2 separate regions of the Mus musculus genome follow, and region 2 is linked to region 1. The links are chromatin loops, found by intact Hi-C in ENCODE. Cell type or tissue: heart. All regions are shown on one strand. Links, peaks and the distances in the headings refer to the core of each region. The heading gives the core; the rest is flanking DNA.

The links. Hi-C counts contacts between places; a loop is a spot of excess contacts. Peaks named below come from ENCODE experiments on the same cell type or tissue, not always from the same donor. Only the 100,000 strongest peaks of a DNase experiment are listed, where the experiment ranks them.
Region 2: a loop joins it to region 1, with 14 times the contacts of the local background. A loop is called at or near these places in 19 of 42 quality-filtered maps.

What each region holds. Positions count from the first base shown.
Region 1 is chrX:144,635,438-144,652,451 of GRCm38, forward strand. All of the region lies in intron 1 of Trpc5 (transient receptor potential cation channel, subfamily C, member 5), which reads right to left. Among named protein-coding and RNA genes, the nearest start is that of Trpc5, 44 kb to the right of the region's middle. In heart, for the core only: a CTCF peak has its summit at 10,154 (motif pointing left); no DNase peak of the experiment used is centred there.
Region 2 is chrX:144,389,298-144,406,311 of GRCm38, forward strand. All of the region lies in intron 7 of Trpc5 (transient receptor potential cation channel, subfamily C, member 5), which reads right to left. Among named protein-coding and RNA genes, the nearest start is that of Trpc5os, 59 kb to the right of the region's middle. In heart, for the core only: no CTCF peak of the experiment used is centred there; no DNase peak of the experiment used is centred there.

The sequences.
Region 1 (17,014 bases), core at 4,129-12,128:
TCAGAGATTTCCTAATCTCTTACCTACATATTTGTTGGCTCACTTCCGGCACCCTCTGTTATCAGTTAGGCTATAATTTTATAATTTTGCTTTAACCTTCAATTGTTGCTTATATGAAGTGAAGAGAAAAGGCATCAGTAAGAGCTTAAGGTCTCCATAGGTCTTTTCTGAACATACATCCTGCCTGAAGCATACTCATGACTTTCTGCACTGTACAGCATACATGAGTGATTTTGATTTTTCTTTCCTAAAGAAATTATTTCCCTAGTGCATCTAGTGAACCTTTGTCTTTAGGTTGAATATTATTTTCTCCAACCATAATAATATTTTGCCCAAGGTAGTTATAAGTTTGTTGGTTATCTTACAGTGTTTTTGAACAATGTCTGCCACTGTTATATGCAGATAGATTTCTGAGTTAGGTGAAATGGAGGGGGGAGTATTATGCATTCGCCCCCCAGAATGCCCTAAGACAGTTTATAACAGACCTACATAGTAATTTTTTTGATGAGGTCTGCTTTGATTTCTCTGCAATCAGGACCCCCAGGGAACACAGGAAACATAGGTTGCCACCTTCAAAGTCCACTGCTAAGATGAGGTGAGGGCAGGAATATGTACTACCAAAGCCTTTCAACTATGTGCAAGGTGTATTTTTCTTGATTCATCAATTGCTGGGGATCTATGACTCTGCCATTTTCCAGATTTCTAACAGAGTTCATTCTGACAGTTTCAGCTTATTTTCTAATGTGTATGTCTGTGAAGGAATGGGAGCTTGGTACCCTCTGTTCTGCCATTCTACCAATGCCAGTCTTTACACTTAAGTTTTATCAGGGCCACTGACTGCAGGGCTTATTCTGAAAGGCTACAATGCTTCTCTCTACAGAAAGCCTTAAAAAAGGAAACCTGGTCATCTTCTTGCTCATTTTTGAAATTCAAGGTTTACATGATGTTTATGGGTGTTTGAGTGTTATGCAGTGGTAGAAAGATTTTTCTAGTGATCAATGCAATGAGATGGTAAATAAAAAATAAATTTTTCTAAGTCTAGTGACCCAGTTATAAGCTTTTGTCCAAATGTATACACACAGTAGCTTTTGCTGAAGCATCTCTTGTTTCCTTGGGCTCTTTTGCCTTATACCTCTGCCTTTCTCCCCCTCTTCAATTACCTGTAACCATTCTTTGTTCAACCACCATCCCAGGTAATCCTCCTAGTAGCCTAGCCTAGGTTTTCCTGGTGAACCTTCTATCTATACTTAGCACTTTGCACAGTTCATCTACCTTTCTGAGTTTTCACTCTTAACTCCAAAGGTTGAGATGCAGAAAGGTTGAGATGCAGTTAAAGATTTGGTCTCTGATCCCTTATCCACAAATGCTACCAAATTAGAGTTTATCAGATCTCTCTCTCTCTCTCTCTCTCTCTCTCTCTCTCTCTCTCTCTCTCTCTCTCTCTCTCTCTCCATGCTCGCCACTTCTGGAATCTAGTTTAGTTAGTGGGAGAATTGTGACTTTTTTTGTCAGCTTGTCTTAATCACCCCACCCTCAACCTTTCTTGTAGTATGCCCATCCTTTAGCAATACATTTTTTTAAAAAAATTAAAAGGCAGTTGTATTAATTAATTTACCAATAAGAATAACAAAGGTGTTAAATGTTAATTTAAAAATTCAAAATAATCCTCTATTTCTAAAACACATACAAAGGAAAAAGTATGGGCAGCCTTGTCCTCTCTAAAAATTTTGTAAATCTCTTTAAGGTATATATCAATCACCTAAAGGTAGATGGATTCCATGTCTGCTTCTTCATACAATCTGATACCATTTATAGCTCTATGTGAAGCATATGAGGAAAAGTAGTTTTCTACATGTAGTTTCAAAGCAAAGTATCATTTCATACCTATTTTCAAAAAACTAGACATTCTTTTTGGTACACTATAAAACTCAACATGTTTTCATAAAGCTGGTTGCAGTGTGAAATTTAATATTTTTTCAGTTGCTATCTTTGTACTTTTGCACAGAAATGAATTGCACTGTCTTATATTTTGAGAACTTGGTCCTAAACTTGTACATGAGTTCATAATGTCATACATTTTGGGCAATATTGGTTAACTGAGCTATCTAGCTGTGGTGGTTTGAATAAGAATGGCTCCCATGGGTTCATATATTTAAATGTGTTGTCATGAGGGAGTGGCACTATTTGAGAAGAATTAGGTGGTATGACCTTGTTGGAGGAAGTGTGTTACTGGGGGATGTGCTTTTAAACCTCATGGCAGGCCCAGTCTCTCTGTCTCTCTGTCTCTGTCTCTGTCTCTGTCTCTCTCTCCCTCTCTCCCTCCCTCCCTCTCTCCCTCTTCTTTTCCCTCCCCACTTCCACCCTCTCCCCCTTCTCTCTATTTTTAGCCATATAGTAGCCTGCAACAAGGGCATGCATTGTTTGCTTCATCTTGATTCCATTTTCCTCTACTCTGGGCCCACTATGCTTACCGGGTCTCAGAATATCTGAACTGCTCCATACAAACAAAATCTGTTTTGTATTTCTTTGACATGTTCAGAAGATGTAGGTTACAGACATGTTAGTTGCTGCTGGTAACATGGAAACCAAATGTTGAATATACAACTGAGAAATGATATGAACTGCCTCATAATCTAATTCGACCAGGATTTTTCTCTTTTGCAAAGTTATATTATAGGTAATTATCCTTCACTTCCAGGCTATAATGATTTACACTAGAGTTTTTATTGGAAATTCATAGCTAATATAAGAATAAGTATAAGAATAAGAATACTATTTGATTCACATGGAGCACAACATTTTTTTAAGTACTCCTTTCTTTCAAGAGTAGAAAAACTTGGAGCTTGTATTTTCCACTGTAAAAAGGAGCGTCAGATGGAAATTCATCTTTTTTAACTGAGAGGTGACCAAGACTGTAGAGGATGAGGTCAAAATGAAGAGAGTAAAACCTCAGCAACAGATGGAGCTCTGAAAAGAGAACATTTCTGGGTAGCAGAATTTTCTGGAGTTTAAATTTGCTTCCTAGTATTCAACAGTTTTTAATGTAAGCACTCAGGTTAGAACATTTTCTAGCACGTGCTACATACTTCCTAGCCTCTTTAGGCAGAATATATGGCATGGAATTGCATCTACTCTTGATGACTCAGTGCCCAGGATATGATCTTCAGCTTCCTAGTGAGCTGTATCCAGTGATGCCCTCAGGCCCCATTATAGCTTATAAGAATGTTTGTTCCACCACTAAACATTTCCAAATTGCAGTTATTTTGTCAGCCTTTATTCTCTCCATTTGCTATGTATTTTTTAAAAATCTGTTTTGAAAAACATTCACTCTCTAGCATTAAAACACAACATTTTTCTAAACATTAAAAATTTTGAGATGATGACATATCATTTCTCCCTTCATTTCCCCCCTTTAGCACCCTCCCACACACCCCTCCTTGCTCTTTCAAATTCATGGCTTCTTTTTTCATTAATTGTTGTTACATACACACATATATTCCTAAATATAGCCTGCTCAGTCTGTATAATGTTTCTTGTCTGTATGTTTCCAGGGCTAGCCATTTGGTATTAGACAACCAATCGGTGAGTTTTCCCTGGAAAAGACTATTTTTCCAGCACCCAGCATTCCTTGATAGCCTGTAATTCTTTGTGTACAGTTGAGGTCTTGTGTGCTGTTCCCTGTTCACTTTAGTCTGCCTATTTGTATCATCCTTATTCAATAATTGATTGCAGGACCTTTAAACCAAACATGAAAATCTGATTAGAATTATGTGCAAAATGTGAAGACTCTGAGACAAGTTCAATAGGGCCTCACTTTGAAGAAATTTGAAGAAATCCCCTAAAGTGCACAGATTGGTGTTCAGGTAAGTGTTTAGCTCTGGATCCTTAGCCTTGTTGCAAGTCTTTAATACTGTTGCTTTTGCAAACTAGGGGTTGGGTGAAAGGTTCTTTTGAAGCCTGGAGTGTTGCCCTCCATTCTTCTTAAGTGATTCTCATAATTTGACCTCTTTCAGAGAAATATGGTTACAGCTGAACTCAATGGTTTAAATGCATCAGTGGGTTGTACCCTCTTTCAGCAATCCATTTCTGATCTCATTCTCTATCTAAGGAGAGGGACTGCCGAAGGTGTTTACCAATAGGTTTTGCGGATATCAAGAAGTAGTGTACACACAGCCTTTCTTGTTTTTGTTATTTTTTTAACAATCTTAGAACAAATACGTTGTTTGTTCACAACTTCACATTTGAATATTGCAGCAGAGATCATTTCAAACTCAGCAGATACTATTTGGGAACATTCAGTTGATTCCTCTTTTAAGAAACAACTGTTGATAATAACTTACTCTTCTGTTTTTCAGGAAAAAAATACATGGATGCATACATTTGACAAAAGCCATGGGTCTTGTTCAGCTTCTTCATTTAGGCCAAAGTGGCAAGACCCTCCTATTACTGAAATGAAGAACAGAAAATCAACTGGAACAAACAGGGACATTGAGAACTAAAGATATGCACTGAAACAGATTTACTGCGGAGAGTCAGATGTTAGTAAGGTTTGTGTCTGCCATACAACTCAGCTGGTGATTTATTTATTCCCATTCTTGGGACTCAAATCATTTTTATGAAAAATAAAAATATCCCAATGTGCCCTTGGCATTCACCTGAGTACTGAGTATCCCGGAGGGAAGGCACAGCCAGGCAAGGTTTTCACTCTTCATGTGTTACATGTTCACTGCTCCTTCATGGCTACTTTAATTACAGTCTTTCCTAGGAGGCCAGATGGCCACTAATTAAGGATTCTCTTAAAGTGAGAGACCCCAATGGATACAACATTCTTGTAATCTACATTTAGCAGATGCTCAGGCTAACTAGTCTTTCAGTTATGGTTCCCAAGACTATAGTGTACCTCCCTTTTGGGTGGAAGATATAGAACATGAAGCCATGAAATGATGATGTCTCATATTTTAAAAATATGTTCTTATTAATCAGGGAATTATCATCATCCATTTGTTATGTAGCTCTTGCCATGTAATGAGAACTGATGGTACACACATGACTCTGAGGTCCTTTGGGTCTCCAATTTCCTGAAAAATTATCAAAGGGACCTTATAGTATGACTAATGCAATAAGTTCCATAAGCATTACTTTGACAGATCAGTTGCTACTAATTCAGAATTTCTATGTTAGAGTCTTGATGAACCTCAACAATCCATTTATGGACTCTGACAGATAACTCAGTGTTCATTATTTAGATGCCTAGTTAGGAACCGATATTTAAAGTACAAACTCATAAATATGCATGTAATACATGGATAAGTCTAATAATATATGTCAGCTCAAATGTGACCCTTCTCTGCGGGATCCAGAAAAAGACTTTAAGGAAATTAACTAATATAAAATGAGGAAGATAAGGGTATTTCCTGACATTGTTAGTTGGTGTATGCCTGGGAAAGGGTATGACATATAGTCATAAACAACAACGGATACAGAAGATCAAGAGATGGGAGTTCTAAGTCTATGTCCCTTATTTTTCAATTGATCTACAATTCAGTTTTGTTGTGGCAAAAGTATCACATTTGCTTTCGGTTTTCTCATAGGTTTGTGTGGTTCCCTGAGAAATTGACCCGGAGACAATTACTTAAAGAAATGATTAAGTAGTTTCTCTGTGAGTTGAAGAAAATACTGGTGTCAGAATCGGGTAGTGAAACATAATATAAAATGAAGGTCTTAATGATGGTGTAACTGACCTAGCTACTGCAGAGAATGACTCGGCTTTAAGGCTTTAGATGACATTCTAAGAGGCAATATAATACATGTGCAACTTATTATGGACAGATTGACTCTTAGTAGTCTTTGATTAGAAACGCAATCTCTTCATTTATTCATTGTACCATATAGGGATTGAAAAAGTAGGCTCTGGCATCCAGAAGAAGTCAGCAAAAGAAATGATGGTGTTGACAGTAGAAGTTTAAGGTGTCATACATGGAATTGGTAAGGGTGAAGATATATTATACATATCACATATGTATAATATATCTATGCTATATTATACATAATCATATAAGTGAAAATATTTTTTAATAAAAATTACCAACAATTCTAGGTATTAGTGTGTGTGGTGGTTTGAATATGCTTGGCCCAGGGAGTGGCACTATTAGTAGGTATGGCCTTGTTAGAAGAAGTGTGTCACTGTTGAGGTAGGTAATGAGAACCTCCTCCTAACTAAGTAGAAGCCAGTCTTTTCCCAGCAGCCTTCAGATGAAGTTGTAGAACTCTCAGCTCTTCCTGCACAATACCTGCCTAGATGCTGCCATGCTTCCCAACTTGATGATAATGGACTGAACCTCTGAACCTGTAAGCCACCCCCAATTAAATGTTGTCCCTCTAAGAGTTGCCTTGGTCATGGTATCTCTTCACAGCAAAGAAAACCCTAAGATAGTGTGATAGTTTTTTTTTCTTGCTTGCTAATAATGCCTATAAGGCTGTTGTCAGAGAGCCATGTGGCTTGAAGGAAATTCAAACCATGTTTGTATTATCTTTTGAATACTTACCGTGTGTTGGGTACCATATTATGTGTCTTAAATACATTTATTCATGCAATCTTTTTGTCAGCTAATATAATGCTATTATCTCCAGCATACAGAGACCACAGAGAAAGCTGAAATAACTTGCTTAAGGTCACCCAATTCTAGATGACAGGTCTGAGATTCGAGTCCTGATAGCCAGACTCTCCAATATACTTTCATCCAATCACTGTATTCTAGCCTTTCATCATTTGCAGGAAATATGTTGCAAGACTTTATATTGACCCCTTATTAAGGGTAGTACTTAGTAAACTCTATATGTATACTCTTCTCTCAAACATGAATATTTATGGTCAAGTTGAATTTTAAAATATATCTAACAAGGGCTTAACGATAACACTAAAATAAAACAACAATAACAATATATTCTAAAATAAAAGTGAATATTGTGTCTCTCAAAATACCTTGTGTTTCTACCTTCCATTTATGAGAGGCAGTTCATGGCTACCCTTGGTATATGTAAATAGTGTTACTATTTTTACACTTTGAGGCCGCTATTAAGTGAAACAAAGGTTACTGAACCACTAATGCTATGATATTACAAGAATAAATCTGATAACAGAGTGACTATAAGATAAATGGGCAGCACATAGAGTCTGAGTAGATATGTCATGTCTCAGTTGGCACAACATGAGTTGGTACAACATTTTATCATGCTACTTAGGATGTTGAACACTTTAAAAATTGTGACTACTTTATTTTTAAAATTTTCACTGAAGAGTTTTGGATCACCACTGAAATCCCAGAAAGGGAAACCTCGGATAAAAGGATACTATGGTAGTCTGCTAACAATCACTGGGGAAGAAGCAGACATAACTTCCTTGGTAACTTTGAATACCCCCTCTTTACATTTTTCTTATGTACAACTGACTATCTTATCTGGCAAAGAGGATTTAAGATATCTTACTGAGGTTTTGTTTGCTAATTTCTGAACCAGTGCCTTTAAAACAACAGAATTCTCTGATGCATTTTGTTCTGGTGGATTAGATATCCCATTGCTCCATAGCTGGAAAGACACCAACATATTTTATATACGGGATTCATTTTATTTTACTGAAAGGGGTTTTATAGTCTTGACTGTCTTGTTCTAAGTATTCTGGTCAGTTTGAAAAAGAAATGTTTTCACTTCCTTTATGGAGCACAGGGCAGTGATAACTCAAACTCGAATCAAATAAACTAGATTTAATTTGCATGTCTCAGCCCCATCAGGAGAGAAGCAGCAGGACAAAGTCAGAGTGTTAAGGATTAGAAGCCAATTCTCTATGTGTAGCCTATGAGGACGCTGACAGATGCTCTCTGCAGATATGACAAGTGCAGATCTTATCTGAAAACTATCTTCTGCAAGGACTTTAGTATAAGTCTTCTTACTTGTATCCATGAAGTGACAGTGTTGCGGTCAAGTTTCTTGAGCCATATGACAGTCATTAAATATAGGATTGCTTGGAAGGGAAGATGAATTAATGCTGAATATGTGAGAGAAAAAAATAGGAGCCACATTACACACAGAAGGACCCTGATGCTACTGATGGCCCAGGCTCACTTAATCTAAAAGCAAAGAATGCACTTTTCTCTAAACTCTCTTTTTCTATCTTGGAATACATTTTTAGCTTCCCTTAACAACATATATACCACCTCTCTTCAATTTTCAACACTTCAAATACATATCTTCACCCTTTTCGAATATATTAGACTTCTAGTAGTACTGATGATTTGTGTTCTTGCTTTGTGGACTACTGTCCCAAGACCAAGGGTTTTCTCTATTTCTCATCTCAGGGATAGGCCATCTTTATTCCACTACATCTAGTTTGTCTTCTATCACTAGTCATAGCTACAGACTTCCTCTAGAAAATGCTTTTCTTCTTAACTTTTAGAACTCAGTCAGCATAAAGAAGCAGATGGTAATGTTTAGAAGTTGATCATCATTTCTTAACTCTCCATCTCTTACATAACCTATACAATAACTTGAATGGATTTATCTACCCTCATTTCTGTTTTGTTCTAGTCAAGTCTGCAATTGGCCTACAATCCTACCAGGTTTGTTCTTACCTCTTTATTTTTGTGAGCTGATTCTTATCTTTGGCTTATGGTTACACATTATGTCCTCAACCTTCAAGATCTCTCCCACGAAACGATTCTTTGTACTACACTTCTCTGGACCTCATATTATTTCTACTCATTCTTTTGAATATGTGCTGATGTACATATTACACTGATATAGAAATGTTTCATTTAGGAATATCATCTCTTCAATTGCATTGCAAATCTCTTGAGGCAGGAGCTGTGGCTTACACTTCCTCTAGTTATCATAGTCACTACCACAGTGCCAAGCCTAGAAATTTACAACTTTTTTTCTCACTGAGAATATGGGCTATGTTTACTATAATGTACCAGTTGATCTCTTATGCAGCAGTTATACATCTCTCTATAAAAGTACACACACCTGGCCTCAGTTGGCAAGGATACACCTAATCTTATAGAGACTTGAGGCCACAGGGAATGAGGATGCCCAGGGGAAACACTCTCTCAAAGCCAAAGGGGGAATGGGATGAAGAACTGTAGGAGTGGGGACTAAGAGGGGGCAATGTCTAGAATGTAAATAAATAAATAGTTAATTTTAAAAAAGTACACACATGAACATATGCATAATATATATGTATGGGTAGGCTTTTTTGATTTGATGCTGTGTTGTGAGCTTAGGTTTATAGCCATTAGTTTGGACAAAACAAACTTATCTGTGAGAGAATGCACTCTGAACATTGCAGGTTGTTAAGAATTTGCTGGAAAATCATATGACGGAGAGTTTGCAATGCACTGAGTAGGCAGCTACATATGCAGATCCCTTAAAGGAAGAGGGATGGTGTTATCTTTTTAGTACTGAGAAAAAATTTACTTCATTATTAATAGCAACAAAAGAAAAAAAAAAACCGGGCTGCTCTTTCAGTGATAACACATTGCCATTTGATAGTGTCTCTGTTGAGGAGAGGAAGAAACACTAGAAGCAGGGAGCTGCAGATGAGAGATACTCTGATGTACTCTTTTTGAAGTACTTCCCTTGAAAGCTTTTAGAGAAACGGGAAAGAAAAAGAAGGAAAAAACAAGAGAAAGAAAGAAAGGAGGGAGGGAGGGAGGGAGGGAGGGAGGGAGGGAGGGAGGGAGGGAGGAAGGAAGGAAGGAAACCCACTTGTGAATAGAGCCCTTGGCTCTTTTGTTAAGTTAAACAGAAATCTTACAGTCATGTCACAGGAAGGGAAACACTTAGAGTGAAGTAGAAACGAATATTGCAATTTATAGTCTTGGGATAAGACCAAACCTTGTTGAAATTGTAGTTAAAAAGGGAGTATTTTTAACTTATTTTTAAGTATACCACATCATGTATTTTTGTTTTCTTGATATAGTTTTTATATTGAGAACCTTTAAATGTAGCTGAAAATATTATTTAAAATACAATAAAGTAACAAAGTAAAAATTTTGAAAACAATAAAGTCCTGGAAATCTATACTTTTTTGTTATAACCTAATGTGAGCATAGCAATTTAAGACTGAGCATTCAAGCTTCTGACCCAGGAAGTTACTGCCACCTTTTGGTCATGTACCTGAATTACATGAAAAGTGAGTGTTGGATACTCACGTTCCAAGGGTTGAACTATGTAACTGAATAATAGGGTATTTGTTAGATATACTAACAACTCAGTAGCCATGGCTTATAATGTTATGAGACATCTTTTTATCTTTTTGTTTTGTTTTTTTTGTCTTGTTTTGTTTTGTTTTTTGTTTTTTGTTTTTTGTTTTTGTTTTTGTTTTTGAGACAGGGTTGTCCTGGAACGCACTTTGTGGACCAGGCTGGCCTCGAACTCAGAAATCCGCCTGCCTCTGCCTCCTGAGTGCTGGGATTAAAGGCGTGCGCCACCACGCCCAGCTGTCTTTTTATGCCATGGTTAAATGAGATACAGTATTTGGAGGAGACAGTGATTACAAAGAAATCTTGCAATTTATTCTGCCTAGAGAAAATTAATTCTTGAAACCTTTGTTGTTTTTGTGTTGTATTTTAACCTGTGAAATAGAATGATGATAATAGCCACCCTTCATACAGAGATGTCATAAGAAACCAATCTAGAGACTATTTTGTGAAAGAGATTTGTAAAAATTATACGTGGCATATGCCTACTCTGTACTGCCAATGTGAAATGCTGATGAGTGTGTGAAGCAGCATGCTGTCATGGACTCGATGAATATTAAAAGTGATAGCTTGCTTTCTTCTTGTGCTATATTAAGTCTCCTTTCATTTCCCTGGTGCTATTCCAATACCTTGTGCAACTACGTATGGTTTCTCATCTTTAATCCTCTCAGTATGATAGTACACTTTCTAGAACCATCCCAAGCTTAAAAAGTCCATCTTGTCATTCCTCATGGTTACACTAATTTCACAGTGTCATATGTCTTTGGAAGAATGGGAATAGTCCTATATCTTCCTGGGCCATGATTAATTAAAAAGAGGGAATCTAAATCTCTGGATTCTTGATTTATTTATACAGACATGATTATTATAGAAAAGGTGTGTGTGTGTGTGTGTGTGTGTGTGTGTGTGTGTGTGTGTGTGTGTGAATTTCAGGGACAGGTGTAGACTTTAGTATTAAAAGAATGAGTAGGCAGCTAACGGATGCTGAGAACAGAAAAAAATAAATAGTCTAGCCCAGGGAAGAGAGTACCAATTGGTTATTTAATTCCAACCATTCAGTCCCACAAACTTATAAGTAACACTATACAGACTGAGCAGGAATGTAATTATGTATTCAGGAGCATACACACACACACACACACACACACACACACACACACACACAAGTATGTAGCAACCATCAAATAAAAAGATGCTATGGATTGTAAAGAGAACAAGGAGGAATATATGGGGGAGGTTAGAGGAAGGGAAGAGACATGGAAAATGATGGAATTATATTATAATCTCAAAAAGGATATTTCAGACTAACATTGAGTGAAAATGTGCTAAACAGCAGACCATGCTTCTAATCTACTGTTTTGTCCTCAGTCTTTGGCACAATGGTAAATGTATGCTGCATCAATGATGTACAGAACCTCAATTGGGAAAGCCCCAAGGTGAGTTTGCCAAACAGTGACCAACAAGTAGGGTAGCACGGATAGGTAGTTGATGAGGAGAATTTTTAGTGCCAGTTTACTTGGTTGAGCCATTGTTTCTTTATAAAGTGGATGTCATCTGTGCTTTATGCAATCCAAATGGGCAAGTAGGAGGGGCTGATCATCACACTCCTAACACATCCATGTCACTGGAACCTGTAACTGTTACAGGATATGGCAAAATGAAAGTGGTGGCATTTATTTCAGTGGTGTGGTCAAACGAAGAATTTTGAGATGGGAAGACCATCCTCGATTATCCAGTATGTTACAATGGTATAATGAGCATCCCTTTAAAGGAAAGGCAGAAAGAGATCCAGTGACAACCACAATAGGGGATGTGACTGTGGAGGCAGAGGGGAGAGCAAATGTGGTCACAAGGCAAAGGAATGAGTCTATAGTTACCAGAGGCTGGAAAACACAAGGGACAGAATCCACCTCAGAGCCTATGATGGCACTGTGGCCTTGCTTACACTTTGATTCTATCCAGGTGGTACTAATTTCAAGTTTCTTACCCCCAAAACTGTGAGATGAGTTTCCATTGTTTTAAGCCAGTAACTTTGAACACCCACCCAAACTAATATAACTGATAGAAGATGAAAGACTCCTGGGGCATACAAATAATTCATAAATAATAAACTGCAGGGAAAGAGGAAGACACATGCCCTGTACATCTACAAAGACATCACCATTACTTGCTTCTGTGATCTGTAATTACTGGCTTTGAGGAATTTATTTTAAGAGAGAAAAAATATTATTTTAACAACATTGTTCTACCAAATGAAGCAGTTAAGGACTTATTGTAGATGGGAGAGAGTTAAATACTCAAATTATTCATATTGTCTATTATTATTATTACTATTATTATTATTATTAATGGTAAGGAACATATTCAGTGTCCTGGTCATGCAAGGCAAATGCCCTAGAAGTTGAGCCTACATCTTCTTTTAGAATGCTTTGATCCATCAAATTTGAAAGCATTATGTACATGACTCCCCAGAGATTAATATCCAGAATGTATAAACATTCTTCTTTCCATCTAGGTCAATGTTTTTTTTAACGCTGACTTGATCACTTTTTTGCCCAGGGGATGTTGTTGATGCCTACATATACTGTGACATTTGCTGGCATGTAGTAGGTAGAAGTCCATGGATGTTCCTAAATATCCTAATAACACATAGGAAAACTTCACAGCAATATTTACCAAACCTATAATGTTATGAGTGAGCTTGAGAAACCCTTGAGAAACCCTGCACTAGGTAGGCAGGAAACCATAGGCAGATAAACTATCCATCACTTTTGTGTAGTTTCTTCTGCTTCAGAAAAGGTGGTTTGTACAGACTGGGGGACTTGGTGGGACTGCAAACTCATCAGATATTTTCTCTGGATATTTTAAAATTATTGTTATTATTATTATTATTATTATTATTATTATTATTATTATTATTGCTGATTGTCCCCCATAAGGAAATGTTCTGGTATTTCAAAAACTTTAACTTCAATGACAACTTTTCTTGGAAAGCGAATGGAGGCATATCATGGTGGTGCCCTCTACACCAAGGTTTAGATCAGCAGATTCTCGACTCCCTGTAGGTTGTCACACTCCTCTAGTCACCAGGTCCTCTGACATATTATTTAGAATGAGTGTTTGTTTGCATGCCTAGAAAAAAATGGGTCTGGCATTTATGTTGCACTGCAGCAAAAGGTTAGAGCTTACATAAGCCAAATAAATGCAAAGTCAAGGTGACTCTATTTTATGTATTACATTAACATAGAACTACAAATCCCTGAGGCATACTTCAAGAATCCACAGAAGCCAGAACTGTGCTGTCTTGAAAAGGGAAAAGACAGATACAATTTAGAGTATTAACAGGGTCCATGAGAATCATTCACAACCATCACATCTTTTCTATCTGGAATCTGTTTCTGTTCTGGAGTTGTCCATTATTTTTGCTCTTTAAGAATTACAAATGTGTATGCTTAAACCCAGTCTCACAACTAAGCTTTCTACTAGACAGTTTTTGTAATCTATTATTATTATTATTACTACAATCATTATAATTATTATTATTAATTGAATTGTAAGTATCTAGTGCAGTGCTTTGTATGTAGGGTATTTAAAAACAGTTATGGCATGGATGGATAAATAAACCCTTAAGGCTTTGTTGCTCTTCAAGGGAGACCCATGTTCTCTGGTTTGTATTTTTGGTGACGTTGTAAATCAGATACCCTACATCTATCCACAACCAGCCATTGCTTGTCTCCTTGAAAGTTTTTTAAAGCTATCAGAATCATGTGAAGGGTTTCATAAAAATACAGATTTTTCAGAGCCCTACCTTCAGAGTTCCCAATTCAGCTTGTCTGTTTTGGAGCCTGAGAATACATTTCTTTCTTTCTTTTTGTCCAAATTTTATTTGTCCAAGTTCCTACCCCCCCAAAAAAAAACCAAAAAAAAAAAACCTTTAAAACCCAGTGTGTATATGTGTGTTTTTTTTCAAGAAGATTTATTTTTATGTTACTTTTTTATTAGATATTTTCTTCATTTACATTTCAAATGCTATCCCCTTTCCTAGTTTCCTCTCCAAAAGTCCCCTATACACCCCCCCGCCCTGTTCCCCAACCTACCCACTCCCTATTCCTGGCCCTGGCATTCCCCTGTACCGGGGCATATAATCTTCGCAAGACCAAGGTCCTCTCCTCCCATTGATGGCCAACTAGACCAAATTGTGGATACTTCATTCCTTCTTAGAATGGGGAAGAAAATACCCATGGAAGGAAGGACCATCCAGAGACTGCCCCACCTGGGGATCCATCCCATATACAACCACCAAACCCAGACACTATTGCATATGCCAGCAAGATTTTGCTGACAGGACCCTCATATAGCTATTTCTTGTGAGGCTATGCTATGGCATATACAGAAGTGGATGCTCACAGTCATTTATTGTATGGCACACAGGGCCCCTAATGATGGAGCTAGAGAAAGTACCCAAGGAGGTAAAGGAGTCTGCAACCCTATAGGAGGAACAACAATATGAGCTAACCAGTACCTCCCAGAGCTCGTGTCTCTAGCTGCATATGTAGCAGAGAATGCATTTCTAACACTTTTCCAGATGAGAAGCACGTACTCTCAAGTTTCCAGAGGGCCACACTTGGGCAAACCCCGTCTTAACTTTTCACTATGGTTATTGCTGGTAAACCTGATTTAATCATAGCGGAATGATACTAGCTCTTCTGCTGGAGAGGAAATATCAACGTCAAAATAAATGTTCAATCACTGTAGTTTTGGAAATGGAGTTTGGCTATGTCACCCAGGCTGGCCTGAAACTCACCACGTGTCCCAGGTACGGCTCAACTTTGAAAGACTCCTCCCGTCTTCACCTTTATCTTCCCAGTGCTGGGATGCTGAAAGGACCCTGATATAGCTATCTCTTGTCAGAGTATGCCTGGGCCTAGCAAACATAGAAGTGGATGCTCACAGTCGGCTATTGGATGGATCACATGGCCCCCAATGAAGGAGCTAGAGAAAGTACCAAAGAAGCTAAAGGGATCTGCAACCCTATAGGTGGAACAACATTATGAACTAACCAGTACCCCGGAGCTCTTGACTCTAGCTGCATATGCATCAAAAGATGGCCTAGTCGGCCATCACTCGAAAGAGAGGCCCATTGGACACGCAAACTTTATATGCCCCAGTACAGGGGAACGCCAGGGCCATAAAAGGGGAGTGGGTGGGTAGGGGAGAGGGGGTGGGTGGCTATGGGGGACTTTTGGTATAGCATTGCAAATGTAAATGAGCGAAATACCTAATAAAAAATGGAAAAAAAAAAGAATGTAAGGTGAATAGAAAAGGCTCTGTTACATTATATGCAAAACTGTCACAGACAATTGTTTCTGGATAGATAGTTATGGGTGTTTATTGGTACTTTAATTCTTTTTATTTCATTTATTTGCTCCTTCTGGCTTTTCTGTAATGAGCAGCGTGATTAACTTTGGTGACTAGAAAAGAAATCAAAGGAGATCTTCAAAAATCCTGTTCTCACCTTCTCTTTAGAATAACCCTATCCCTGTAAGGAGGCTCTGCGCCTCCTGGTCTGGCAGTGGAATGCTCAGTACTAGGTCTCAGTGGGTTTGGGTTATCACAGAGCAGAGATAATCTTTCTTCTTCAACCTTTAGTACACACGAGCATACTGGAATTGGAATGTGTAGATGCTGTTTAAAGTCTTGCCTCTGATGATGAACACCTTTTTTTTTTTTCAGAAATATTTGATCTTGCTGGGTTTTATCTATAAAGTGGAGATGGTCACACTGATCATAATGATTAAGAAATGAGACAATGCCTATGAAAGCTCTTAGAAATTGTCACAATTACAGATGCCTCTCATTCTGCTTAAATACTGTTAACTATCATGAGGCTGCCTTGTCTTAAAGGCATTCTGAATTGCCTTGTCTCAACTTTGGGTGTGAAATGATGTCTTTTCTATAACTCCCTCCCTCAGATTCTTCTGAAATCTTAGTCAATGACAGGACAGAGGGTCAGTTCAGAAAGTGAGATGTGCAGCATTTTGATGGGATCAAATGCATTTTAATATATAAATATAGAATATTTCCAGCTGAAATAAAAATGTACAGAAAAGCTTTCTGAATGTAGAACATGGTTCAGCAATTTAGTTTGTTCAAAACAAAACAAAACAAAACAACACAAAAACCCTTGAGGTGTCATAAGCAGGGCTGTAGGAGGGCCTCACAGTCAAATAACTCTGGCAAATAAAATCCCACAATAGACTTTAGTATCCTCTCAGAGATGAGCAATGGATATTAGGGTGTTTAATATTTAATGTTTAAAGAATATCTACATTGCCTAAATGGGTCTATCTTTTTCACTGCTTGTCCCAGCATTCTCCATGCTGAACTGACATTTTCTCCTAACATTCTTGAAGAACACATGGTGGGAAATGGTGCCTTCTGTTATTATCCCAAAGAACATAGCCTCTGTGGGATGATATAAAAGAGAGAAATATTTAACATCCCAGTTCTTGCTCTTGTGGGTGATAACATTGGTGGTTCCTTTTAAATAGTACTAGGATTGAATCTAGGACTGCAGGCATGATAGACGATCACTCTCCCACAGAGTGACATCCTTTTTCCTTACCTCCCCTTTTAAATTGTCAGACAAGCTTTCACTAACTTGCCCAAGGTAATGTTTAACTTGCTCTGTAGCTAAGAGGACCTTGAAGTTTTATTTGGCCTGTGTACATATTGGCATGTCAGGCCTGAGACACCAAACT
Region 2 (17,014 bases), core at 5,209-13,208, 250 kb before region 1:
CGTTGTTCCCTTCCCCTTCCCCCGAACAAAATTGTCTAGCACTCCATTTTACAACTAGCCTCAAGTTGACGGTCACCTATTATTTGCTTGTCCTAGTGAGACTGTGTTGACATTCAAAGCATTTTTTTTCCTGAGACTGGGTTTCTCTGTATAGCCCTGACTGTCCTGAAACTCGTTCTGTAGACCAACCAGGTTGGCCTTGACCTCAGAGCTCTACCTGCCTCTGCCTCCCAGTGGTTTTTTTCGTGGTCTTGACATATTTTTTTCAAGCCAGGGTTTCTCAGTGTAACTCTGGCTGTTCAGGAACTCTCTTTGTAAACGAGGCTGGTTTTGAACTCAGAGATCTGCCTGCTTCTACCTTCTGCATGCTAGGATTAAAGGTGTGTGCCACTAACCCCCCCAAAAAAGTTTTAAAAAACATTTTTAATTGATTTAAAACATTTAAAAATTGTTTTATAATTTACAGAAACTAAAATTTACCCATTATGTGTTCGACACATATATACCTGTGAATTACCATCACAAGGTACACAGACATATTGTTGTACATTTCTAGAACTTTCTTTTTTTTAAAAAAAAGATTTATTTATTTATTTATTTATTTATTATTTATTTAATGTATATGAATACACCATTGCTCTCTTCAGACACACCAGAAGAGGGCATCAGATCCCATTACAGATGGTTGTGAGCCACCATGTGGTTGCTGGGAATTGAACTCAGGACCTTGGGAGGAGCAGTCGGTGCTCTTAACTGCTGAGCCATCTCTCCAGCCCCTAGAATTTCCTTTTGACGTCGGGTCTTGCTATATAACTCTGACTGGCCTGCTCTTCACTTTGGAGACCAGATTGTCCTCAAATCCGTGACAGTGCCCCCTGCCTCATCTTGAATCAAGGCTGGCTGTTTTTAGAACTTGAAATATTTGTATGGAGTGATGTAGTCACTACGAAAATTAGTATGCACAGTGGTTCTGACCTCCAAAGTTCTCTTGCGTTGCCTCTTCATCATCAAACTCTCTAGTGTCTAGCTCCTGCCAACTAGCTCCTCCCCATCTCCTCTCTGTTCCTATAGTTTGCCTTTATTAATATACCATATAAATAGAAGCATACAGTCAGCAACTATTTGACATGGGCTTATTTCACTGAGCATGACACATTTGAGATTTGCCTATGGCTCTGTATTGATCAGCACATTCAGTCTTCCTGCTGGTAAGTTTTCCTTTAGTTGGCTGTATGATGGGGAAAAAAAGTCTGAGTTGTTTTCAGCTTTGAACAAATGAATAAAGCTGCTATAACCATGTATGAGTTTTTGTGTAAACGTAGGTTTCATTTCTCTAGCTTCACTAAGTGTGGTATTACTGAGTCATGGTGTTAATTTGTGTGTAACTGTATAATAAACTGCCTTTAGTTTTCTATATCCTCCTCAGCGCTTGGTGGAGTTTGTAGCAGGATCTTAACTATGGTTTGCAATGGCATTTCCCAACTGGATAACAATTTTGAATTATCTGCTGATATGCACATTGGTCATCTGTAAATCTTTTAAGTTCAAATACTTTGCCCACCTTTATTGGCTTATATACAAGTTCATGGCCTACTAAACCTGTGGGAATGTTTGAAGTTTTCAGAGCCCTCACAGACTTTACATTCCTCAAATTTTCCTTCACATTTCCAGTTAGCCCCTTGCCATCTCAATTGGCTTCATTTTCTCACTCAGCGCCACTCTAAGAAACAAGCATCCTACGGACTGCTTTCCTCCACGAGTGAGCTCAGAACAAGGTCACATAAAGTAAATCTCTGTAAAGAGGGATTAGTGGGCTAGCTCACTGGATAAAGGTGCTGTTGCCAAGCCAGACAACCTGAGTTCACATCCTAGGAGTCAGATGGTGGAAGGAGAGAACTGACTACCACAAACTGTCCTCAGGCATACATGTTGTGGAATGTGTGCATGTGTGCAGTTCTGTACACCCCTCCTCACACACGTGCACACACACAGATCACCCCAAAATAATAGATAAATGTTATAAAAAAAAACATCCTCTGTAAATAGCTATTTTTCCAAGAAGCTGCTGGACAGATCAAGTGAAGTACCTGGAGAGGATGTGGGATGGAATCTCAAACCTCTCCCACCCCTCCAGCGGCCTCCAGGATGTTGTTTTTCACATGTACCATGGGCTGTGTGTGCAGTGTGTGCTATTAACAACAAGAACATAGCGTGACTTTGAGTCTAAAGCAAACGAAAATGCTATGGCCAACTGCAATGACTGTAAAGGCAACAAGAACATAGTGTGACTTTGAGTCTAAAACAAACGAAAATGCTATGGTCAACTGCAATGACTGTAAAGGCCATGCTTGTAAAGGAAGTGGAATCTGACCCAGAGTATAAGTCTAAATTCATAATTGTCAATGAGAAACTCCTCAGCTAACAGTGTAGGTGCTACAGCATTTTGAACAAGATGTCATGATATTCACAACTTTCAAATACTGGAAAAATAATTTAGAGCCTCTCCATTGATGTATGAAGCTTTACTTCAAGGACCATGATAGTTTGTGATTGATGATTTATTCCCATTAATTTTTATCTTAAAATGCTTTTAGATAAGAGTTCCTGTTGCAGGGCTTGGGGCCGAGCTCAGGAAGAGGTACATGCTTAGCTTCTACAGGTCCTGCGTTCCAGCACTCCCATCAAATCCAACCAAACCACACCACACCAAACCACACCACACCAAATCACACCACAACACATCAAACCAAGCCAAACCAAATCACACCACACCAAATCACACCAAACCACACCACACCACATCAAACCAAGCCAAACCAAATCACACCACACCAAACCAAACCAAACCAAACCAAACCAAACCAAACCAAACCAAACCACAGCAAACCACACCACACCACACCAAACCAAACCAAACCAAACCAAACCAAACCAAGCCAAACCAAATCACACCATACACCAAACCAAACCAAACCACACCAAAGCAAGCCAAACCACACCACACCACACCAAACCAAACCAAACCAAACCACAGCAAACCACACCACACCACACCAAACCAAACCACACCACACCACACCAAACCAAACCACAGCAAACCACACCACACCAAACCAAACCAAACCAACCCAACCCAACCCAACCCAAACCAAACCAAAGCAAACAAAACCAAACCAAACCAAAACATGGTTTGTCTGGTATATGGAGTAATGGATTCTTTAAAATCAGCTTGTTTGTTTGTTTGTTTGAGATGGGGCTCACTAAGTAGCCCTGGCTGCCCTAGAACTCTATGTAAACCAGGCTCGCCTTGAACTTATTGAGGTCTTTCTGCCCCTGCCTCCTGGTGCTGGTATTAAAGGCAATTACCACCATGTCCAGCTTAAAATCAGCTTGTAAATGTTTAATTAACAAATAGAGGTTCTATATTTTTCTGGAGTACAACATGATCTTTTGATGTGTATGTGCATTGTGAACTGATTTAACTGAATTCATTAACACATCCATTCCTTCACATCATCAACGTTGTGGGGAGTAAATTTGAGATGCCCTAGCCTAATCTTTGGAAATTGTGAATATGTTATCACACAGGAAAAGGGAAAATTAAAGTTGCCTTTGAAATTAAGGCTGTTACTTTGATGACTCTTGACAAGAAGAGATTTCTTTCTCAGATTATCTAGGAGCACCAAGATTGCTTTTTAGTGAAAGGAGACAGGGTACCAAAGTGCTGTGGCAGGAGAGACTCGCCAGTCGTTCTTGCCCTTGAAGGAGGAAGTGTGATGTTAACAAAAGAAGGAAGGTTCTAGAGATTGAAAAGGAGACATGAACAAGAATTTCCTGCTAGAGCCTTCAAGAACATTCAGGCAACAGCTTGATTTCAGTGGTGGGAAGTGACAGCTGACCACTTCATCTTGCTCAGTGGCATAGTTGCTGGCAGGATTCAGTATCCCCTAGTCTATACTTGTCTATTGACTGGACACTTCTCCAAGTTCCATGTCACATGCTCCAGGGCAGCTCATAGCATTGTGACTGTCTTTTTCATCACCCAGCTTTTGAAAGGTATAGTTGACAAACAAACATTGCATGTTTTATGGGGTATAGCATATGTGATATATGTATGTGTGGACAGTTAAATGAGTGACTTAATATAATTAACACCTCTCTTCACTTTATACATCTAAGACAGAACATTGAAGATGTACTCTCAGTGACCAAGTATCCAATATAGTATTATTACTTGTAGATATCATACTGTAATCCCCAAAGTGGTTCCTTGGATCCACTCTGTGATCAAATAAAATTGCCTAAGGAAGGGGTAGTAGTCAAGGGTTTCATCTCTGACACTGCCAACTACAGGATCATTTCCACAAAGCAATAAGCGAAATGATTATAATTTCTCTCTCTCTCTCTCTCTCTCTCTCTCTCTCTCTCTCTCTCTCTCTCATGGACATTTGTGCATACACGTGGAAAGTTGTACTGGCTAGTTTTGTGTCAACTTGACACAGCTGGAGTTATCACAGAGAAAAAAGAGTCTCCCTTGAGGAAATGCCTCTATGAAATCCAGCTGTAAGGCATTTTCTCAATTAGTGATCAAGGTGGGAGGGCCCCTTGTGGGTGGTGCCATCTCTGGGCTGGGTAGTCTTGGTTCTATAAGAGAGCAGGCTGAGCAAGCCAGGGGAAGCAAGCCAGTAAAGAACATCTCTCCATGGCTTCTGCATCAGCTCCTGCTTCCTGACCTGCTTGAGTTCCAGCCCTGACTTCCTTTGGTGATGAACAGCAGCATGGAAGTGTAAGCCGAATAAACCCTTTCCTCCCCAACTTGCTTCTTGGTCATGATGTTTGTGCAGGAATAGAAACCCTGACTAAGATAAAAGTAAAGGTAGATATTTGGTGTCTACCATAATAACCTCATTTATTGAGACTAACTCACTCACTGGGCCCTGGGGCTTGCAGATTGGCTATGCTGGCTGGCCAGCACTAGCCCCAGAGATCCTCTTTCTTATCTTCCTGTCCCTGGGAAGCACACACCCCATCATGCCTTTTACATGGGTGTTTGGAGATTAAGCCCACTGAGTCATTCTCCCCAGCCCTAACAACCCTTTCTCTATGTATTTATTTAACGTCTTTTTCTCTCATATATTACATCCAGACCACAGTTCCCTCTCCCTTCACTCTGCCCAATCAGAAGATGGAAAGATCTCTCATGCTCATGGATCAATAGGATTAACATGGTGAAAATGGTCATCTTACTAAAACCAACCTACAGACTCAACACAGTCCCCATTAAAATTTCAACACCACATTTTTCTTACAGACCTTGAAATAACAATACTCAACGTCATATGGAAAAACAAACCAAACCAAACCAACCAACCAACCAACCAACCAAACAAAAAAACCCCAGGAAAGCTAAAGCAATCCTGAACAATAAAAGGACTTTCAGAGAAATCACCATCTCAAATTTCAAGCTGTACTACAGAACAATAGAAATAAAACCCACATGCCTTCTCATTCTTTACCTTTGTTGATATTTGAAGCCTACCCAGTCATGTTGTTAGATAACAGACTTTTAAAAATGGTACTTTATGAAAAATTTATTACATGACAATTTGACACAAAACTCTGAATGAATTGACAGTAGCATTATAAAACTATCTTACAGATATAAAAACTATTTCTTAGCATTTACTTTATTAAAATGAAAACATAATTGATACTGACTACTCTTCCTGAATATTATTCAGTATTCATCTATGAATATAATAACTAGTTGGAATAAAAGTACTATATATATGTTTAAGAAATGTATTTACAATAAAATATAAATTTTATGTCTAATGATTGTCAAAATTTATATAATATTTGTGTTTTCTGAACCGTTTTATTTATTTTATTTTTTTCTTAGATATGTTCTTCATTTACATTTCAAATGCTATCTCCTTTCCTAGTTTCCTCTCTGAAAGTCCCCTATCCCCTCCCCCTTCCCTGCTCCCCAACCCACCCACTCCTGCTTTCTGGCCCTGGCATTCCCCTGTACTGGGGCATAAGATCTTCACAAGAACAAGGGCCTCTTCTCCCATTGATGACCTACTAGGCCATCCTCTGCTACATATGCAACTAGAGACAGTTCTGGGAGGGTACTTGTCTGAACTGTTTTTTTTTTCTTTTCTTTTCTTTTCTTTCTTTCTTTTTTTTTTTTTTTTTTTTTTTTTTGGTTTTTTGAGACAGGGTTTCTCTGTGTAGCCCTGGCTGTCCTGGAACTCACTTTGTAGACCAGGCTGGCCTCGAACTCAGAAATCCGACTGCCTCTGCCTCCCAAGTGCTGGGATTAAAGGCGTGCGCCACCTTGCTGGGCTTAGTCTGTCATTTATAGCTCATACTAAGTACTGTTTAAGCTTATAATATAAAGCTTAGATATTAACCCCAAAATATAAAGGTTTTGTTTCTTTAGATTCATTAGTTAGGTGAATGTCTGAGAGCCTTTCATCTGTTAAAAAAATAAATTTGCTGAAAAATGCATGATCTTGGGGTGCAATTTTTAAAATTCTATTATTTGTTTACTTATTTATTCTCTCAGACAATACAACCCAACTGCAGCCTCCTGGCAGGCCCTTCCCTACCGCCCCGCTCTCCCAGGTGCACTGTTGCTCCATTTCCCTTCACTAAAGAGAAGGCCTCCTAAAGATATGAAAGAAACAAGATGCAGTAAGACCAAGCACAAACCTTCATATTGGGGTATGATCTCAAAAATGAGCTGACCAACTCTCAGAGAGATTTTTTTAAAAATTCATGCTCTCATCATCTCTTTCATATGTGGATCATTCACTTACAGTGTTTTCTGGACATAAATAAGGGGCCATTAGAGCGAGATGTAGACAGTAGAATGAGACAGGAATCTGTGAAAGCAGACCAAAAGAATCCAGGAGAAATCACACGAGACACAAAGTAGAAAGAAAGCACTAGCAGGCAGAGGGCTCAATGCCAGGAAGGGGACGAGAAGATAATAAAGCTGACTCTTTCTAAGCGTGTGAAGAATGAAAAACAAAACAATACACAAACGAGTGCCCTTGAATGGAGTATGGAGAGAGAGAGAGAGGCAGAGAGGATACAGGCAGAGAGACAGAGCTTTAATAGACAGTGTGTTCACCTGTTTGAGCCAAGGAAGAACGATGCAATGGCTCCTGTGGAGACGTGGAGATTCAGCTAGTTTCTCATATGCTTTGCCTAGACACTGTGGTATCTGGACATCATCTGTTTTCTGTTTCTTTGTGCTTGAATTCAGCTTTTTCTTTGTATGTGTCTTATTTTTATGTATTTACCTTTTACAATTTTTTATTTACTTTTTAGAAGTTTGTTTAAAACAAAATGTTTCTTTGTACCCCAGGCTGGCCTCAAACTCTGGATTCAGAACTCTCAGCCTCCTGGGTCTTTGTACGTGTTTGAAAAATATAAGCAGCTGTGTCCTTTAAAAAGCAATTTGCTTAATGAAAAAAAAAAAGGCTGTGAATTTGAAAAAAGAGCAAGGAGGATTATATCAGAGGGTTTGGAGGGGGAAAGGGAAGGGAGAAATGATGTAATTATATGATAATCTCAAAATTAAATAGAAACTGTAAAAAGTCATTTGCTATAGGTCTGTGGAGAAATGGATTTGCCTTTGGCAAAGTATGAAAACATGCAGTGGGCCAAGTTATAAGCCACAGTCAACATCTCTTGAGATTAGGAGGATTTCGGATGTTCCAACGTTTAGCTCGTTCACTTATAAGCATTTTGAAAAGAGATCACAGGAGCCCCTCCTGTCACTATCATTCCATTCCCTTGGGGCTCCGACAAATTCACATGGAGACTTGCCAAAGAAGTTGGGAAGGAGCAAAGAAGTCGTTGCAAATACTCTTTGCACTTAGTTTCCCTCCCTCATCCATTTATTATAAGCCAATTCATATATGTCCACTTAGTCAGTTTTCAGTTCCTGTAATAAGCAAATAGCACGTGCCAGGAAAACTGGTAGGGGCTGTAGGGGAGCCCCTGAGACCTAAACACCAGCAAATAGACCATATGGTTTGAGCCACTGCTTGATTAAAAGCTATTTGTATACTGATGACTGTGAACAATATGAGCAATAGAATCTGGCATATAGTTGCTGGTTTCATTCCCAATTTGCTGTCAATTGAATTGCAGGATGATACATGTGGCTTTCATCAACACATTTATTTAAACCTCCCCTAATATATAATGCCTAAGAGGTTTTTTTGTTTTTTTTTTTTTTTTTTTTTTTGCTTTGATCAGCCCAGGACTAGTCTTTCACCTTATATGGTACACTAATCATACATCGCTTGTGTCTTGTCTTGTTTACTTCAAGTGTCTGCTGGTGACGCCAATGCCTTCTTTCTGCCTTACCTTCTCAGACTCCACTCTAACTTTGGAACATATAGATGATGACTTTTGAAAATCAGCCACGCAACCACAAATAGTGGTCCTTTCTCTTCCAACTTTCCAAAAGCTTTAGGACTTTATTGCTACCATCATGTCGCTAGGCGAGACACAACTTCAGTGGTGTGTTCTAATCCATGTGTGGGCCCTGCTTTGTCTTTGAGATCATGGTCTCCTACAGAGCAGGCCAGCGTTTCTATTTGCTTTAGTGCCTTTTGCTGCGTGGATCCATACTCTAACCATAGAACAACCTCTGAGGTTGCTGACTTCTTCAGAGTATAAGCACATGGATCTTGGTGGAATGAACGTATCTCTTCAATTTCACATTTCTCAACAAATGCAAGCTCAAGGTTATTATTCTTGCAAACTATGGAGCCAATTTCTTAAGTGTTCTTGACAGTCTTATGCATTCCCTTGAAACTCCTGCCAGCAGCCATCTTGCTTAGCAAATTGAACAACTTTCTAAGACAACAAAGAGGGGGCAAAACAACACAAACCCAGGGAGAGCAAAGCGAATAATAACCCTTAAAGAGAAAGGCCATCAACCAGGAATCTTTGGCCTTAGGGACAACTCATCAGAAGGGTATTTTGACATCCTTTACAGTAATTATCTCTTCCTTCCTTCCTTCCTTCCTTCCTTCCTTCCTTCCTTCCTTCCTTCCTTCCTTCCTTCCTTCCTCCCTTCCTCCCTTCTTTCCTTCCTTCCTTCCTTTCTTTATTTATTTTTATTTTAGTATATAATAGAGTTTATTCAGGGCATGGAGAGGGGGGTTAAGAGGGTAGTAGAGGCAGAGAAAGGCAGAGAGAGGGAGAGAGTAGAGAAGTAGAGGCCGGCCATGACCACATGGAGAGAGGGGAGAAGAAGATGGGGAGAGAGGGGAGCAAGGGAGCAAGAGGTGAGAGAGAGGCAAGAATAAGAGGTGCTTCTTTTATTTAAACATAAGACTAGCTCTGCTTCCTCAGGATGGAAAAGCAACAGAAATTGCTGTGGCACACACGCCCTAAACAAAAGTGAGAATAGTCATTTTTTCTGTCATCTCAAGGGATGCCAATCTCACTTAGGATACCTTTTTCTCCAAGTAGAATTGGGGGTTTGTGTCTTAAGTATTGCTGCTCATCAGACTTATGTGGGGCAAATGTTAAAAATGTGGATTTGTGGAGCTTACCAAAATGTATACATTGCTTCCTATAGAGTAAAAATGTAATTTAAAAGCTATATTTAAAACATATACTTTAACTCTCTTCTATCTATACACACGCACCCCTTTCTGAGATGGAGTTGCTGTAACTCAGGCTGGCTGGGAACATAAGATGTAGCCCTGGCTGGTTTTACAGTCTGAGCAACTTTCCTGTTTCAACCTCTCAAGTGCTGAGTGTACCAGTCTGGTAGCCCATGCTAGTTTTCCATTTTTCTTTCAATTCATTAAACAAAACAAAACAGGCATGTTCAAAACTCTGGTGCTCAGTGTCTTGCAAGGCCAGACTCCACCCTTTAACTTAGCACTTGTGTGCTGTACTCTAGGGAGGGTTGGTTTTCTGTTCCTCAACACTGGGCAAAATTGTTCTGTTTGAGGCTCCTAAGGCGTTAGCATGAACTGCTCATTCTGACGCTTGTCGCGATTACTTTGAATGCTTTATTGACTTCAACAGAACCTGTACCCAGATGCAAAGCATCAGGGGCAGGGAGCTTTCCAGCTTGAACTCAGTGTCCACTCATCGCCCACAGCATCTTTTGTAGTGGAACACTGATGCCCTATGATAGCCTATTATGTCCTTTGAAACTTCATGAGTGGTTGTGACAACGGGGGGGTGCAATGCTCTAATAAGCTGCCACTGTGTCTCTGCCTGGATCCCATGAAACAACTGGTGAACATGTTCCCCAGCTATGGTTACTGGGTTGTTTTGAGAGAGACCATCTTGATACATAACTCAGGATGACCTTGAACCCACCCCCCTCCTCAATTTACTCCCCAAATGCTGGGGTTACAGTTGTGGGCCAGTATGCCCAGAAATGAGATTTTTAAAAATGAATCTATTCTTTGATATATTCATACATATATGTAGTAAGTTCTGATGACACTCATGTCTCCATCCCCTCTTGTCCTCTCCCTACCTGCTGAGGTCTGCATATTAGTAGCCATTCTGTTCCATGGCTGTCAGCTATTTCATACTGTTGCTGTAATATGCCTGCCAGTCATTGACACAGAAAAATGACTTGACTCAGAGCAAGGTCATGCTGATCCCATATCCTGTTATGTTCTGTATGTTATCTGTGTGGTTGGTTAATCTTAAGAAATTCCACAAAGCTTCATGTAGGGCCTATCAAATTAAAGGACAATGTGAACTGTTATGTCTAAAATGACTTGAGTCAGAGCCAACCCCTGGGCAGCACTTTCTGTGCCTGCTAATGAACTCATTGTGTGTGTGTGTGTGTGTGTGTGTGTGTGTGTGTGTGTGTGTGTGTGTGTTTCCTTTCTAAGCTGACAGAGAAAGACTTTCAGGGTCGTAGCCTCAGATAATTCTGAGCTACATCCCTGATCAATTATTATTAGGGTGTGTGTTCAATAAACCATCCCTGTCTTACTGTTTGTATGGTTTGTGGGCGACTCATGGACCCCAACACACCTTCTACTAAGTTCTCATCCCACTTTCAAGGTTATTTTTTCCTTTGTGAGCAACCAGATTTAATTAGCACCACTTATGTGTAAATGGGTGTAAAGCTATCCAATAGACCATGGGTAACTTGCCAGTGGCTATATCACTGAAGACAATAACGTCTACTTAACTGACTCTCACGTACAATCGAGTTAAGGAATGAATAAATGAATAAACTTGCCACGTGAAACTTGAGACATGAGCTCAGGCATGTCTCAACATTTATGAGAAGGTTGTTTACCTGGAACAAGCAGATAACATTGTCAAAGACATATGCAAGCATGCTTAACAAAGTGTGCAGGGCTGTATTAGGTATATATATATATATATGATATATTATTGATGCCACATATTAAAACCTGGGACTATATTAATTATTATCATGAAGTCTACAAGTGAGGCAGACTTTCTTTCAATTAAACAATTCATTTATCTCCACGCATGAAATACTTGTAAAGAATATAAATCCAGTTATCTCTTTTTTTTAAAACAGGGTTGACAAAGTATAAATCAGATTGCCCGAAGCTTCTTTCTATCAATTCATAAAACGTATTTACTAAGGACCTAATATGTCCCATTTTACTAGGAAGCAGTGGGATATGAAGAAAACAAGTGATAGTCCCTAGTCATGAAGCTTTCTTAGGTCTTCAAAGGTTGAAAAGATGCATACTTTAAAATCAATCCTGTAACTGGGAAACCTAGCCTTGCAGAGACTGGGTTGGTGGATATCCAGGGAAGAAAAGGCAGGGTCTGTGGGCCCTGGAAGGGGGTTAGGGATCGGGATGTAAAGCAAATAAAATATATTTTTTAAAAAGAGCCTACAATATTCTAGAACATGAGTTCTAGTTAAAATGGAGACCCTCGCTGGGTGTAGTGGCGCACACCTTTAATCCCAGCACTTGGGAAGCAGAGGCAGGCAGATTTCTGAGTTCGAGGCCAGCCTGGTCTACAGAGTGAGTTCCAGGACAGCCAGGGCTATACAGAGAAACCCTGTCTTGAAAAACCGAAAAGGGGGAAAAAAAAGGAGACCCTCTGCTCTAAAACATCTCTGCATCAATCAGTTTACCTGTGTGACATGTATAAATGAGGTTTTACAAGCAAAAACCCTGGCATCATCTTTTAGAATCCGCCAGGCGATCCTCTTTATAGCCAGGCCAAGGAGACTGGATGGGGTTAGTGGAGAGATTTATAAACGCATCGATTCAAATTTTGTATAATAATTCTTGGCTCTGGGTTGGGGAGATGGCTCAGCAGTTAAGAGCACTGACTGTCCTTTCAGAGGTCCTGAGTTCAATTCCCAGCAACCACATGGTGGCTCACAACCATCTGTAATGGGAACTGACGCCCTCTTCTGGTGTGTCTGAAGACAGCAACAATCACTCACATATAAAATAAATAAAACTTTAAAAAATGTTGATTCTTTAATGAGAAGAGAAGTCTACAATGCTTGCTTTTCTTCTACTCTGCAAGATTTCTGATGTGCCACAATTATTAGGAGAGACTTGGAGATACCTATGTTTCTCATCAAGACTTTGTTATACAGGGAAAAGTGGGACGGAGAGCAAAGGAAAACAGAATTGTGTGAAGAAAACAAAGGCATAAACGAAACAGAGAAGGTTGGGTATGTAGGAGAAGGAGGATAGGAGGGAGGGAAGGAAAGAGAGAGGGAGAGATGTTATATTCTTTTACGCTGATATGCTCTCTAGTCCCCCTTTAAAACAACAGATTTATCTTGTGCCATGTTCAATTGATGTCCCCGAGAGGCCTGCTCTTTTCTGTGGGGGTAGGAGGTTGTAAGCTGGGGAGAGGGAGTGGATCTGGGGTAGAGGAGGGATTTGACAGAATTGGATGGAGTGGAGGGAGGGGAGGCTTCGGTCAGGATGTATTGTATGAGACAAGAGTAAATGAAAAGAAATGTAAAAACAGCAGGTTTACCTTAACAACTGAGATAATACAAATCGGCTATTATATCTCAAGCAATAGGCAGTGTCTCTGATAATACTCTAGGTATTTTGGTTAGTGAGTAGTCAACACTCCAAGCCCATTTTATCTCTGGTGATCACAGGAAGAGAAAGGCTTTGTTAATGTTAATTTGGAACACACATTTAATGTTTTCTAAGTGTTGTGTGCGTGTGTGTGTGCCCAAAAAAGCCAGAAGAGGGCATTGTATCCTCTGGAACTGGAGTCAAAGGCATTTGTGAACTGTCTGACATCTTTGCTAGGAACCTATTTCCACTCTTCAGCTAAGGCAACAAGACCCTTAAGTGCCGAGTCATGTCTCCAACACCATATTTAGCTCTTCAATTCAAAGCAGAAGCTGGATTCGTGGTGACACACCTGCAGCCTGAGACACGGAGGCACAAGCAAATCCTGTCTGTAAGAGCAACACAGTGAGCTCTTGTCTCCAAACACTGAAACAAAAAGCAAGCAGCCCCCCCCCCCTGGAAATCTCCATCCAATCAGAAATCATTTGTTGTTCCAGCCAAAGGATTGGTAGTATCCAAAACAAGGGCTCTGAGAATAGGGGAGAAGAAGAGGCACACACCTTGGTAATGACCTCTGGGCCATGGACACCTGTCTACAAATGTAGTTTGTAATTTATGAAGAAATCATCCTGAGACCAATCTTGAGGGAGATTCTGTTTTCAACCAGGAGCAATTGTTATCTCCATGAACCCTCTCCTGGAACTCTTTTGAAGTGTACACTGGTAGCTGTTAATCTACGGAGGTTGCTGGCATCTTTGGCTTGGGAACTGCTACCCAGATCGGAGTCTTTGCAAAACCACAATGATGGTGATATTTCCTGTGCCTCCAATCACTTTTTCTTGCTTGTGTCCCTCCCCACGCTTCCTCAGGCACATACAGAGAGAGGCATTAAGGCTAACTGGTAACTGACATAGTCCTGTTTCTGTTAGATTGAGGCAAGATAGAATCTCCATGACAACTATTTATGTTTCTGAACACCCAGGACAGGCATCGTTTCCGATACAGAGAAGCAGTGCAGGTATCTACCCTGTTAGGTTGCCTTTTAATAGCAGGAAAGAAAAGAATGTATTCTTCCCATTTCTCCTTGCCCCTCTGTCAGTCACTGAAACACTTGACATTCAGCAGAAAGCAGCATAGGCTACGACTGCACTTGGAAAACAGAGTTTGGAGCTCAGCAGAACCCTTCTACCACATGCTGTGAATCTCAAGGTGAATCGCTTTGTGCCCAGCAGATACACTCCAAAGGCTTGCGAACACACAAAATCAGAAGGCTGGGAGCGACAGAATGAAGAAAATGCTGTTCCTAAGGTTGACCACCAGGGGGCGAGCCAAACCAGACCCAGACAGAGAGGAGCAGTCTGAGCAGTGAGCAGTTGCTGTTGGCTGTACATCTTTTGCCAAGAGTGCTTCGGTCTCCATCCTGGAGAAGGGTGCTGGCCAGTTCGTTTACTAGTATGGGCATAATTGCAAGAGATATTTTAGGCATACAAGATCGGTTTGGGAAATAAACAGGCAGAGGGCCTAGGTGTTCCAAGGCAGGCATTTGAGAGAATGGTCTTGTCTGTCATGCTCAGGAGTACAGTGGCAGACTTGTTTATTCTGTGGTTGTAGGCTGGTTTTCTGGCAGCATATTTTTTTTTTCGAGACAGGGTCTCATATGTAGCCTTGGCTGGCAGGGAACTTGCTATGTTGATTAGGTTGACCTTGAACTCACCAAGATCTGCCTACCTCTAGTTCTGGAGGGCTAGGATTAAAGGCATGAGCCATGTGCTGGAGAGGCCCGGTCATCAGCACTTCTTGTTCTTGCAGAGGGCCCAGGTTCTATTCCTGGGAGGTAACAACTATCAGTAACTCTAATAACTTCTTTCCTGGCCTCTGAAGGCACTGGGTGTGCAAATACTACACAGACATGCACGCTGGTAAGACCCATCCACATTAAAAAACCAAACCCGAATCTTAAAATATTGTGTTATATCATTTAAGTTGATATCCCTGGGAGGTCTGCTCTTTTCTAAAGGGAAATGGAGTGGATCTAGAGGAGAGGAGGCGAGGCACTGGGAGGAGTGGAAACTGAGGTCAGAATTGTTTGAGAGAAGAATAAAAGTAAGTAAGTAAATGAATAAATACAAGACTGGGAAAAGAATAAAGATGTGAGCCACACCGTTCTCTGACAGAATTAAGGAAAGAGTTGAGGGAAAAGTGTGTGTTTGATGTCTGGTTGCCATGAATGAGAGAGAGAGAGAGAGAGAGAGAGAGAGAGAGAGAGAGAGAGAGTCGGAGGTGTAGAGCATAAGGACTTAGCAAAGACGACAGTTTGCAGAAACAAGACAGTGTCTCCACAGGATCCCTTTGCTTAGAAGCCCAGAGACAGTGAGTCAGTCAGCTAAAGGGAGGGAGGGCTGAGGTTGAATAGACGCTAGATATCCTGTGTGCATCATGGCCTTTGAATTAGAATGCAAGTCAAAAGGAGGAGGTATGATACTGTTGTTACTTTAGATTGGGAGACCTTACTGAGAATTTGTCCTTGGCTAATATCAGAACAGAAACTGAAGACAAGAAATACCAAATGCTGGCCTGGGTGGGTCGGTGAGGGGAGACAATGAATTCCCATACACGATTGATAGGAATGGAAATTAGACTAGCCATTATGGAGAACAAAATGGAGGCGCCTCAACAAAAGAAAAACAGAATTCATAATATCCAACTGTCTCACTTCTGGACATACACACAAAAGACATGGAAATCAGCATACCAAAGGGATATCTGCATCCAGATGTTTATTGTGGCCGTATCACAATAGCTAAAATACAGAATCAACCTAGGTGCCGATCAACAACACATTGGATGGGTAAAGAAAACACTAGGAGTATGCACAATGGAGTAGTACTCTGCCATTAAGGAAATGAAATCCTTCTCTTTTGCAACAAAATGGATGGAAATGTAGGGCATTATGTTTAGGTGAAATAAGCCAGATTCAGAAATACAAGTAGAACACATTCTCTTTCACAAGCACAGGCTCTTAAGAAAGGTTGACCCAAATGCATAATTGCTAGAGTTGGACCAAAGGGAGGTTAGATACATAGAGGCTGGATTTCTATAGTGCTTGCTGTATACATGTAATGAGATAGCATACTAAAACTAGCTAACGCATATAACTTAAGCATGCTAATCAGAAAGGAAACAGAAAGTCGTTTCAATCTCTCTGCCTCAGCTTCCCCATTTATAAAATGAAATTACTAGTAATACCTCACAAAGTGGGTGTAATGGTTTAATGATATAATACACACTGAATGTATTTGTATAACGTATAGCTCATAATGAATGGTGGTCATTAATAGTGATTATAGTGATAATAATAGATAGAAAATAATTGGTTCAGTGCCTGGCAATTGATAAACACATGCCCAAATGCCAGTTATTCTGATTTATTATATAGTAACTACTGAATTTTGACATCTTAGAAAAACTCTAAAACCTCTTAGATTTGGCTAAAGATGGTGAAAATGGGACTTGTCCAGGCGGTTAGCTCAGGATGCTGGGCAGAACTCCCATAGACATCAGTGATGGAGCCCAGAATGAGGATGTATGGAGGCAGACAAAGCAAGCTCACTCCCGTTGTTATGGTTATTCAGACAAGATCTAGAGCCTCGTTGGAGCTCCTAGATACACGAGTCTTCTCCCTGGTTCTCTACCGTGTGCCAGCACCATCTTTACTGGGGCAAAAAGAACTCCATTCATATTGGAAAGGTTTCCCAAGGAAGCAGCAATGGTAGAAAGGAGTGAAGGGCACTTCTCCAGTCTTACTGCTTCCAGCAAACACCAGGACACTCTTAGCTGGTGCACAAGCTATTTCCTTGCCAGAGATAAGAGCTCAGCCCTGCAGTCACTTTTCTGTCTTTTCTAAATTTGAGCCATACTTCAAAGTCAGATCAATATATGTATCTTCTACC